Linked DNA regions of Mus musculus: region 1 is linked to region 2. A link is a contact called in ENCODE Hi-C or POLR2A ChIA-PET data. All regions are on one chromosome and are shown on one strand. The core of a region is the stretch at or near the end of the contact, and the rest is flanking DNA. Distances in the headings are between cores, read along the strand shown. Region 1 overlaps Mbnl2 (muscleblind like splicing factor 2). Region 2 holds the start of Mbnl2 (muscleblind like splicing factor 2).

What was found. Hi-C counts contacts between places; a loop is a spot of excess contacts on that map. ChIA-PET counts read pairs that join two places held with the same protein, here RNA polymerase II (POLR2A).
Region 1: a map of heart shows a loop between it and region 2 (1.9-fold over the local background). The contact joins the enhancer-like site here to the promoter of Mbnl2 in region 2. A Hi-C loop is called at or near these places in 7 of 37 maps with a recorded cell type or tissue (Patski, T-helper 1 cell, adrenal gland and 3 more). POLR2A ChIA-PET finds 5 or more read pairs at or near these places in 5 of 5 experiments (Patski and embryonic stem cell).

Annotation. Positions count from the first base shown.
Region 1 is chr14:120,311,204-120,316,807 of GRCm38, reverse strand. The region is part of intron 1 of Mbnl2 (muscleblind like splicing factor 2); the gene reads right to left. All of the region lies in intron 2 of Gm52122 (a long non-coding RNA gene), which reads left to right. Among named protein-coding and RNA genes, the nearest start is that of Gm52122, 6.2 kb to the left of the region's middle. Within about 2 kb of position 3,607, at least 2 of the 3 ENCODE cell types and tissues checked have a DNase peak (open chromatin) inside an H3K27ac peak, as active enhancers do; they include heart, where a contact is called at or near this core.
Region 2 is chr14:120,272,327-120,277,242 of GRCm38, reverse strand. Mbnl2 (muscleblind like splicing factor 2) reads right to left here and starts at 1,574. Exons shown (of 8, transcript NM_207515.2): 1 at 1,338-1,574. The region is part of intron 2 of Gm52122 (a long non-coding RNA gene); the gene reads left to right.

The DNA of each region.
Region 1 (5,604 bases), core at 2,358-4,857, 38 kb before region 2:
TATATAGACACACACATGTATGTATATATGTGTGTGTGTACATACATATATATGCATGTATGTGTATACATGAAGAACTCTCTCTAGGATGAGGCATACGAGCATGGAGTCCCTTCTATAATATGAACTCCAGAGCCCTCTGACCGATCCTCCTCTGAACGTCTCCAGGCCATTATTGAATGGGGGCAGAGTTCTGACTGTCAATGGCATCTCCGTTTCAGATGCTACTCAAATCTTCTGAACACACTTTCTGATATACTGCTGAAGGAAATGGGGCAGGCACCCCCCCACACACACACCAGGGTCGCGCAATAGGTCACCATTATCTAGGACAAAGGCAATAACGGAAAAGTGTCTCAGCTAATGTTTTCTCTGTGTGCAGCACGTCTTAAAGTCTCAGTGAAAAAGTCATAAAAATCCAGGGTTCATTTTAATATCTGAACATTTCCAACTTACTTTCATAGCCAATTCCAGGAACACACAGAGACTGAAATCTCATCTTTAATTAGAAGAAAGAAAAATTCTAAATATACCCCTAAACCCACAGCCAGAGAGAATATATTCAGCACATACTATATTCAAATAAAAAATTATTTTTTCCATTGTGTTTTCTACACAAATACAATTCAGCTAGGAGATGCTGTGATTGGAAGGAAAGCAACCGCATCAGATAACACTCAGCACAGTGCTTGCCTCCCGGTGGCCCATGGCTGCAGCTAGACAGAGTGACAGAGACCTACATTTCTCCTTAGAAAGCCCTTTTTCCTTCCCTGGCCACAGTCTGCAGTGAACACAATGTCTATTGAGCCGCCCCTTGTCCTTTTCTCCCGTCCCTCTTGACGCCAGCCCGATGGCCACTCCTGCCTGCTCTTGTGGCTTGGCTCTGCATATCTCCTAAATATGCTTGTTTTTAATGTTTTTTCCTCATCTGGTGCTGCTCTTTTGAGAGACCATGGGACTTCTGAATTGGCTCCCAAAGCTGCTGTGATCTGAGCAGACTCTGTCACACACTCCTGCCTTCCTTAACTGAGAGATCCACCATGCTTTCCCCACCAAGAGGTATTGAAAAGCCTCTGGAACCATGAGCCGACATAACTGTCTCCTTCCTTAAGCTGTTTCTGTCAGGTATTGTAGGTACAGCGAGGCAAGAGTTCTAGATAAACACGCCGACACATGCTAGGGTTTCCCTTTGACATAATACAAATCGAAGAGATGCCTCATGCAGCCAACAGACATACATTTAAAACAATCAATGCATTGCTACAGCTGTAGGTTATCTAGCAATGAAGGCACATATGGATCAGAGTCGAAAACTCACGTCTGCGTGGATGTGTGATACTGCATGGGAAGAGGTTGTCACAAGCACGGCCAGTGGCAGAGTTTTTCAAAGATGCACTTTTGTTAGCTGGGACTCAGCAGCTGTGCTTCTGGAAGCTCACGGTTGCCCCCAGTAGTAAAAGGAGGAACTGGGAGAGAACCTGGAGGTGTGTGTGCAGTACCTGCCTGAATTAAATCCCCAAGTAGTCAGGGAACATGCTTCAGTTTGCACAACTGCTGTCATCTTTAACAACTCATAACACTCAGCCATCCCAGAATGTTGATGTAGACAGATAGAGCAGAGTCGAGGTCTCAGCTTCTATCAACGTGATTGGACTTCTGACATTATAACTGTCTACCTGGACACTTAGTGGCCATGAATGACCGTTGCCATTCTTCATAGAATCATGCAAGACATCAAAGCCCGTTCACTCACATCCGGTAAGTTCCAGAGCTGTGTGAGTTTCCACAGTGCACCTCAAGGAGGGGTGACACTCATGGAAAAGAATGACAGGGGTCTCAGGATGTCCAAGCACACTTGGGGACATTGAGCCAGCATAGTGAACACCAAGGACCTCAAACAGCACTGTAAAAAGGATGAGGAGACTATGCCTGGAAAAGACTCCCTAGGGAAGCACAACTCTCAACATGTGTCCTGGAGGAGCTCGTAAGAAGTAGGGGATTGTCCAAAGGCTGGAGCAATGGTTGCAGAGAAAAGGAAAAACCGTGGGGGAAAACTCAGCTGTAGTGATGGCTGGCAAAGAAAGACCACGTACAGATCCTGAGTGATCGTCAGCAAGCGGTAACCTTTGGGGGTCCGTGGAAACGGGAAAGAGATGAGGCAAAGAGAACTTCAAAGTGTGTGTTCTGCGTGGGCAGAAGGACCTGATGCGGTGCTCCAATGAAGAGCATCCATCAAGAAGTCAGGGCCATTTGGAAATACGGCCACGAGGTGACATCCAAGTTACCCAAAATGGCAGCTCAGGCCATGGGATGGCTAAGAGACAGATACACTCCCTGAGCGAGAGCAACGACAAACCAGACTTGTGTGTGTCTCTGGGAGACTAAAAGGCAACCTGAACAGGACTGAGCACAGTTCACTTAGCTTCTTAGTCGTGACAGAAGAGCAAGGCAGACCACAGAAAAAGCAAAAAAAAAAAAAAAAAAAAAACAGTCAACATAGGCGTCTCTTAGCCATCCAGTAGGAAGGGAGGAAGAGGCAGAGCACTAAGATGTGGGTAGCCTCCATGCCCGCTGTGGCAGGGACAGCAAGGCGCATGTGTGGACAGCTGATCCGCAGTGTCATTTTTTCTTGATTCTCCAGGTGTCGGTTCTTGTGGTTGTGGAGTAAAGACAAGAGCAACCAAAGCACAGACACAGCCATGGTGTACGTGCAGGCACAGGGACAGCAGGACAGACAGCAGGACTGCAGGGGGGGTGATGCCCATGTTCTGCCCCCATGCTGGATGTACTGGATGGGACCTTGGGCAGCTGTGTTTCTGGAACCTCAGCTCCTCAGAGTAATCAGAGGTTGAGGCGAACACACAGAGGAGGTGGGCAGCCTCCCCAACTCTCCTTCCTAGGCTCCCTTCTTTGGGGGGTTGGAAGGAAGGGAACAGGAAGGAGTTTGGGAAGACGGTGGGCGAGAGTGGGAGTTGGTGAGCTAGAGATGACCGGCAGAGGAAGGAGGAGAGAGGACACCAGCAGCTCCTGGGACGAAAAGACAAGCTGCTCAATTCTTCCTCGGGGTAGAAAGAGGGTGGCTTGAAGCCACACAACCGGAAAATCAACTCTAGGTAGCTCCCCGTCTCCACCACTTCAGTCAGGTCAGGGGGTGGGGTGGGGCTGGGCCCTTGGATGCCACCGAAAGTGAGAACAAGGATGTTGGTAGTAACACAACACTGGGGGGAAAGCAGAGGCAGAAATATCAAGTGTGTTAGACAAAGAGGCTTCCAGGGAGAGGCAGCCTGGATAGAAGACTCTGGACTTGTGTCTTTCTTTACCCACTCCTGGCTGGCTTAGAGTAGCGATATGCGAAGAGAGATGCAAACACGGGTTAAGGGTTTTGAGATACAGTGTACACGACCCAGAAGTCCAAAGGCCGAGGGAGATTAGCGTGCAGGAGGCAGCAGCTGAGGTAGGTGGCAAGGTTATTCTCCCCCAGTAGAAACTGTGTATGGCATCTTGGGAGTCCATAAATATCTCCATATGTGCATATGTGTGGCTGCGTACATGCCAAGCCAGAGCAGTGAGTGACGTCAGACCTGGGAGTGGCCAAGAATGGTTAGACCAGGGCTCAGCACACTACAATGGCACGTGCTCAGAAAACACAAGAGTCAGCAGCTTCCCAGAATTCTACCCACTGCGTGGCTGCTCAAAAGGTGAGATAAGAAACACACACACAGGTGTCACCTAGCGAGAGCCAAGAGCTGGACGGCCTTGAAGGAAGCACAGGGTAGAACGCACTGACATTTAACAGCTCTCAACCTGGGGTTAGCATATTTAATGGTGAGATAAGACCAGGGTAGTGCTTAGAACAAACATTTACTGAGCATCATTTGCGATGAGGCTTTTCAGGTGGAAGGGAACACAGATGAGAACTATGACAGAGTTCATGCCTGGTGGCCTGTGCTCTTTGGAGGAGGAGGTGGCCGCATGTGGGAGCCAGAAGGGCTGATACAGGCGCACCCTGTAATGCCTTCTAGGCCTCTGCTTAAGCACTCCTCTGTCCAGTTTTATGGCTCTAAACTCAGGCAATGTTTATAGCTTTAGACAGCTATGTCTCCCACAGACCCATTCTCTCTGCTCCTGTCTCTCTCCTTTGTCCTTCTCTTCCCCTCAGACCTGAATACAATACACAGGTGAGCAACATGGATGACCCTTAAGAGATTTGGGATCTGGCGGCTCTCCATCACCCAAACCACCTTTATTTCTGTGTTTATTTCTAGCATAGGCTCTCAAGACATCTATTCGGGCTACTTCCCACCTCACCCTTACTTCCCACCTCACCTCTACTTCCCACCTCACCCTTACTTCCCACCTCACTCACTTCTCACCTCACCCACACTTCCCATCCTCACCCCTACTTCTCATCCTCACTCACTTCCCACTTCACCCCTACTTCCCATCCTCACCCCTTCCCACCTCACCCCCTACTTCCCACCTCACCCCTACTTCCCATCCTCACCCCTACTTCTCATCCTCATCCCTACTCTTCATCCTCACCCCTACTTCCCACCTCACCCCTACTTCCCACCTCACCCCTACTTCCCATCCTGACCCTTACTTCGCACCTCACTCCTACTTCCAATCTCATCCCTACGTCCAACCTCATCCCTACTTCCAACCTCACCCCTACTTCCCTTTAATTAGCAAAAAAGGAAAGTAGTCAGAAATATAAGCAGATCAGCCCTCTGCCCACCTACATGTGAGTTTGACATAGTCAACAATGGCTTCATGGTTGGTGCCATGCCTTCTCTGACCAACAATCTGCAACAACCTTTGTGATTGGCCCCACAGCTTCTCTGGTAATCTCTCTCCTCCGTTCCTTCCTCCCAGCCATTCTGGCCTTCATCTGGGTCCCAGGGTGACCAGCGCATCCTGCCTCCACGCTTTAATCTCCTGGACCCTTCTGCTGGCAATACTCTCCCAGACAGCCACGCCTTGGAGGTCACCCTTCGGGGAGGCCTCTTCTGATGTAATATTTCATCAGTGCTCCTGTTCGTGCTGGCTCTCCCTGCCTGCCGTCTTCCCTCCAAAGCCCTCGTCAGGTTTCAGTGCTCACACATTTATTTTACAACTGGAATGTAAAGGGACTGAATCTGTTGTATATCCCCTGGCATCTAGCAAAGCACCTAACTTGGGGACATAGCAAACACCGAACAAATCCCTGCTGAATGAGGAGTGAACACATGAATGGGGAACACATGGCTGGACAGGCTCCAGAGCTCAGTCTGAGCTTTGTTCCATCTTCAAGATGGGACTTGAAATAGTCCTCGGCCACTGTTGTTCTTGCTATTATTTCTGCTCCCCAGGAATCCAGTTTGTGAGCTTTAAGAGGGAGGGGGGCTTGGCAGTTTCTAAAGCCACTTCTGCCCTTCAAGCTCTGTGGCTGTTCGGTGACTGGCGAGGCTGACTTAAGGAGAGATGTATTTTTAGGGACTCTTGTGAAAATCTTATCAACTCGACTGCGTTTGACCTAGATTCGTTAGCAGGCCCTTTGAGCCATGGGATCTAATGGGAACGTATGTCACGGGAAGGGGGACATTTGCAGAGTGCAGACTTGGG
Region 2 (4,916 bases), core at 325-2,824:
CTAGTGTCCTGCACTTCTCCTTGAAAGTAAAAACCGTGGTACGTGGCATTGCCCTTATTTAAATGAGCACTGCTCTCCCTCAGAACGGAGCAAACGAGAGGAAGAAACTTCCTCTTACATAGATGATAAAATGTCTCATTTAATTTTTGTTCCTTGTTGCTGCCTAAATATAAAAATGCCCTAATAGACATTTTCCGACTTAATCTTTGTCTTTTAAAGAGACAGTAAGGCTTTTTTGAAGAACATTAGAACATTCACGGAGGTGGCAGTTAGGCAAGTTTTTTTTCCCCCCTTCGCTTCAGTGCTTGCTAACTATTCTAAAAATGTTACACATTTATTGTAAACACATGCTTCCAAGGCCTAACAAAAAAAACACGGTTTCCTCAGCCTGGCAGAAATTTAAAACGGAAAAGGGCAGAAAGAATTCTTTAACACAGAGAAAGCCTTCCCTTCTCCTGGGCCAAGTGTGTTAAAAATAAATCTGCTTCACCCTTTCCAGCCGCTGCTTCTCGGCAAGAAAGTTGATCTGGCTGGGCATAGTGAGAGCCCAGCTTTAAAAGCTAGCCTGCTCTCATTAAATTATTCTGCTGGCTGTGTGTTCTCATTAAAAATGCATACAGATCAGATAATTGCAGTAAGCATTATTAACCCAGCCTTACTTTTGAATATAATGGTTCCACTTTTAAGCTGGAAACAAAGACAGAGGCTGCCAGGAAAAGCAATGTAAACATTGAACCACAGTGTCTAAGACTAGCCAGGAAGCTTCCTCTTCTGCCCTGGTGCTGCTTAAAATGTGCTTTTGAAACTCAATTAAAGCCATTGCCCTGTAGCACCAGGGTGGCCCCCAATTTCCAAGAAACAGACATATTTTCGTCCCAAACGTTCAGCCGATGATTATTTAAGCAGATTTTTTTTTTAAATTCTTAATTTCAAGTATGTTTTCAAAGAACAGGAAACACGTAAACTTTATTCTGTAGCCCACTCTGGCAGTAAAAAACCTCCATTATCTTAAGATAATCCTGGCCTGGATCTTTCAGATAATTAAAGATAATAATAATAAACAAATCTGTCCTTTAAATAAATAAATAAAAACCTCGGTTTTTTTTTTTTTTTTTTAATGCCTCACCCTAAACGGGCGGCGTAGATTCCAGCTTTGCCGTTTCTTGTTCTCAAATCCAAACGTTACGTAAAACTCCAGGGTTTCCTGCGAGTATTCCGTTCGAATTAGTGGAATCGGTCTCCCTGGCTTCCCTAAGCACACACATGGAATGCAGCATACTGCAGCAAACTCTTTAAACATTAAAAAAAAATTGGGGAGGGGGGGTTGTTTCTCCTACCTTGTTTAGCTCTGCTCGTCTTCCCCATGTACAGTAACCCCAAGAACATCTGGCAGGACCGAGTGGCCGTGGCTTCTCCACCGCATCATGAGGAAGGGGGGTCCATGCAAATAGTTCTCCGTCCCTGTTTATTGTACTCTGCGAGCCGCCGGCCGTGGCTGGAAAATTTTACCTTCAGATGATGAAGCAAAGACAGTCTAAACTCTGTTGCTGTGAGCTGCAGCCCTTCCTTCCCACAGGCCCCGCCCAGGCTCAGCCCACCAATCCCCGGCCAGCTCGTCAGCCCTCCTCGTCTGAAACTGGTCCTCATAGGATGACTGACACAGCAACACAGCGCTGGCAGGCTCTGAAAACAGTGCGTCCATACTGATGGAAAAGGGATCTCCCTCTCCGAGGAAAGCAGTCATAGCTCCGAGACAAAGTGGCACATAATTGGCAGAGCACAGAGAGGGGTAGCTCAGACAAATACGCTTCGAGACACCCAGCCCGTAGCTGGGAGTTGCATCATAAACACTCCGGGAATCACGAAACTCCTAAGATGGCCAAGAAATCCAATTGGATCCCAAACTAAAGTCTTAGGGCGTTTGAGGAAGCATACTGACATAGATGTACACATTCGTTTGTGAGACAATTCAGTGTTTTTCATGCAAAGTGATACCTTACGAAACATTTGCAGGCAATTTCCATGACGGAGGGAGGCTATAGCCAAGTTGGATTGCACACTGAAGACCAGACCATGCTTGAAGCCCCAGCACACAGCTTTTCTAGAGAGCTGTCATTTCAGTGGCTACTTACTGGAACCCATATATTTTCCATCTAAGTTTCCAGAGCACTAGAGACTTCAATTAGGGGATGCCGAAGGACAGAACTGATATCTCTACATTAAGCTTTGAGGCTCTTGGCTGGCACCCACTGGGGGATTAACTGTGTCTTAACCTTCTTAGATGCCATTTGATAAATGCTCATACGTTGCCCATCCTGTCTTTAGTGCCGCAATGACTGCTGGAGGGCGTTTACTGCTGAATACACATGGCACTGACCTAAGGGACATCCTCCATTTTCAATCTACAAAGGTTGACCCACAGATGCCAGAGGTTCCCTAAGATAAAGCAAGAAAAAAAAGAACGGAAAGGGTTATTTTTTTCTTCTTCTCAGTCAACAGCATTTCTGCATGCTTTGAAAACAAAAACAAAAACATATGGCATTTAGAAAACACAATAAGCACACATTTTCCTTCCACAAAACACAACATTTTGCATCTTAAAAATTAAGTATGAAGGTCCCGTGACTAACTACAGGCAAGAACAAAGATCCTATTCATCTGAAAGATTGAGCCTCTCTCTCTCTCTCTCTCTCTCTCTCTCTCTCTCTCTCTCTCTCTCTCTCTCTCTCTCTCTGCAACTGTTTAACGAATGCATCTGGAATGGAGTAACAGGGCAGAATGTAATGGTTTTGGTATTTTTAGATTTTGGAATTGTGTTCTTAAAACACATCATTTCTTGTGACTTGTGGACTAATTTTCTTCAATAGAATATCTTATTTTACTCCTCTTCACTTTAATCTCTAATATTGATTTTCATTTCTAGTCAATATTATCTTTGATAGGCTTTGGTTAAGTCTGTTGTTTTGTTTTGTTTTTCCTGGAAAGTTAAATTAGCTACATTTAAACAAGTGGAAATCTTTTTAAACTGTTAATACACCTATGCACACATACCTGAGTGTTGATCTCAAACTTACCTTCTTCCCCAGCTCCTCCTGCTTTTGACACGAAATCCCCATTTTTTACAATCTTATTACTTAGACTTTAGTCTCTGTCAAGCCCATTTCTCACCCAGAGACATTAAGCCTCTTAGTGTTCTCCTCCCAGCTCGGCCAGAGCCCTGACCTATTCCCTGTATGGTACAAAAGCTAATTGATAGCCTCTGGTCCTCAAGGCACGTCGGTTCTGGTCTTCCCTGTTGCCAGACAGGTTTTTCTGAAGTCATGTAAAGTCATGTTCCTTTTACACTCAAACCTGTCCCTCCATAAAATCCAAATTACAGACTTTCAAGGTCCTGCTAAATGTGGCCCCTGCCTTTATAGTCCACTTTAAGTCTGCCATTTTCCTAAATGAAGCTCCCTGCTCTCTACCCCATGTTCGCTTCCCCTCCTTACACACTGTACAGACCTCAGATCACCTGCCATTTCTTCAGCTATGCCGGCCTCACCCACATCAGCCTCTCTCATGTTCAAAAGGCTTCTGTACTGGTCGTTGTCCCAGACTATTTTAAGCCTCTAACAATGCAGCCTTGTGTAGCTAGCTTGCCTGAGCTGATCTTGCCATTTTAGAAGGCTAGGTCTGTGTCCTACATTAATTAAGAGAATGTGCACAAAGCATCTCTACAAAGGCTGGTGTGACAGAGCTGCACTAGAGGATGTCTGTCATTGGCGTAATTTCTGTGTTGGACAAGAAGTCACACACAAACATGCTGGTTATTTGGTATCACAAGAAACGATGTCACACTTACTGATTTATAAGAGCCAAAAGCCTGACACTTTTCTTCACTTCCCTCTCCAACAGTAACCTGAAATCCATTGTCAAAGTCTGTTGAGTTTACCACCTGAATATTTAGAACATTTTACTTTGTTTCTTCCTGCCAATGTCCTTCTGTTCACTGACATCCTTAACTCTTGAAATAGTAGCTGCGCCCTGAGGGCATATTTCTTTTCTTTACACTGCTTTCATCTTGTTTCCTCTTTTCCTCCCAGCCCTCCGTTTCTTCTTCCTCCTGTTCTTCTCTCTCTCCCTCCCACACCCTTTCTTCGTGAACCTGTGATGTCCTTCACACATAGAGCCTTGCATATAGTGTGGGAATTCTCCACCACTGAGCTACATGTAGTCCAGTCTTTTATTGCCCTTTTTTTTTTAACAATTTGACAAATGATGTTACTATGTTTCCAGGGTGTGGGCATCTCACTCTGTGGCCCAATCAGGCCTTCAGTCTGTGCTCCTCCACCCTCAGTCTCCAAGGTAGCAAGGATTCCCAGCCTGTGCCCTCAGCCCTGGCTGGGAATATGTCCTTGACCCTCTTCAGGTCCTTCAGAATACTCCTACAGAGCAATAACATTTTTTTAAATCTTATTCTTCATATTTCTTGACTTAAAACTTTATTAGGGACTGAAGTGTTCACATTCCCCACCCAAACTTTAGATGCTGACGAGCTAACCTTGCAGAATGATATTTTGAGATGGGCACTTGGAAAGTTAGGTTCAGATGATGTCACAGGGAAGGGATCTTCCTGAACACATTTCGGGTTTTATAAGAAACTATCAAGGAAAGGGCTTTTTCTTTTCTTCTGACTTGGGGGAAAAGATGTCATTCTTCAAGCCAGGAGGAGAGTCCTCACCAGATGCAAATCTTCCTTGGACCTACCCCTCAGAGCTCCAGTATTCAGTTATGAGAAGATGGATTTCTATTACATAACCATATCATTTTATGGGATTTTGCTACGGCAACAGTCCTAAGCTCAGATACCCAGAGCCTGTGTAAAACCAGCTGTGGCAATGCATATCTACAAACCTAGGTCAGACGGCAAGGAA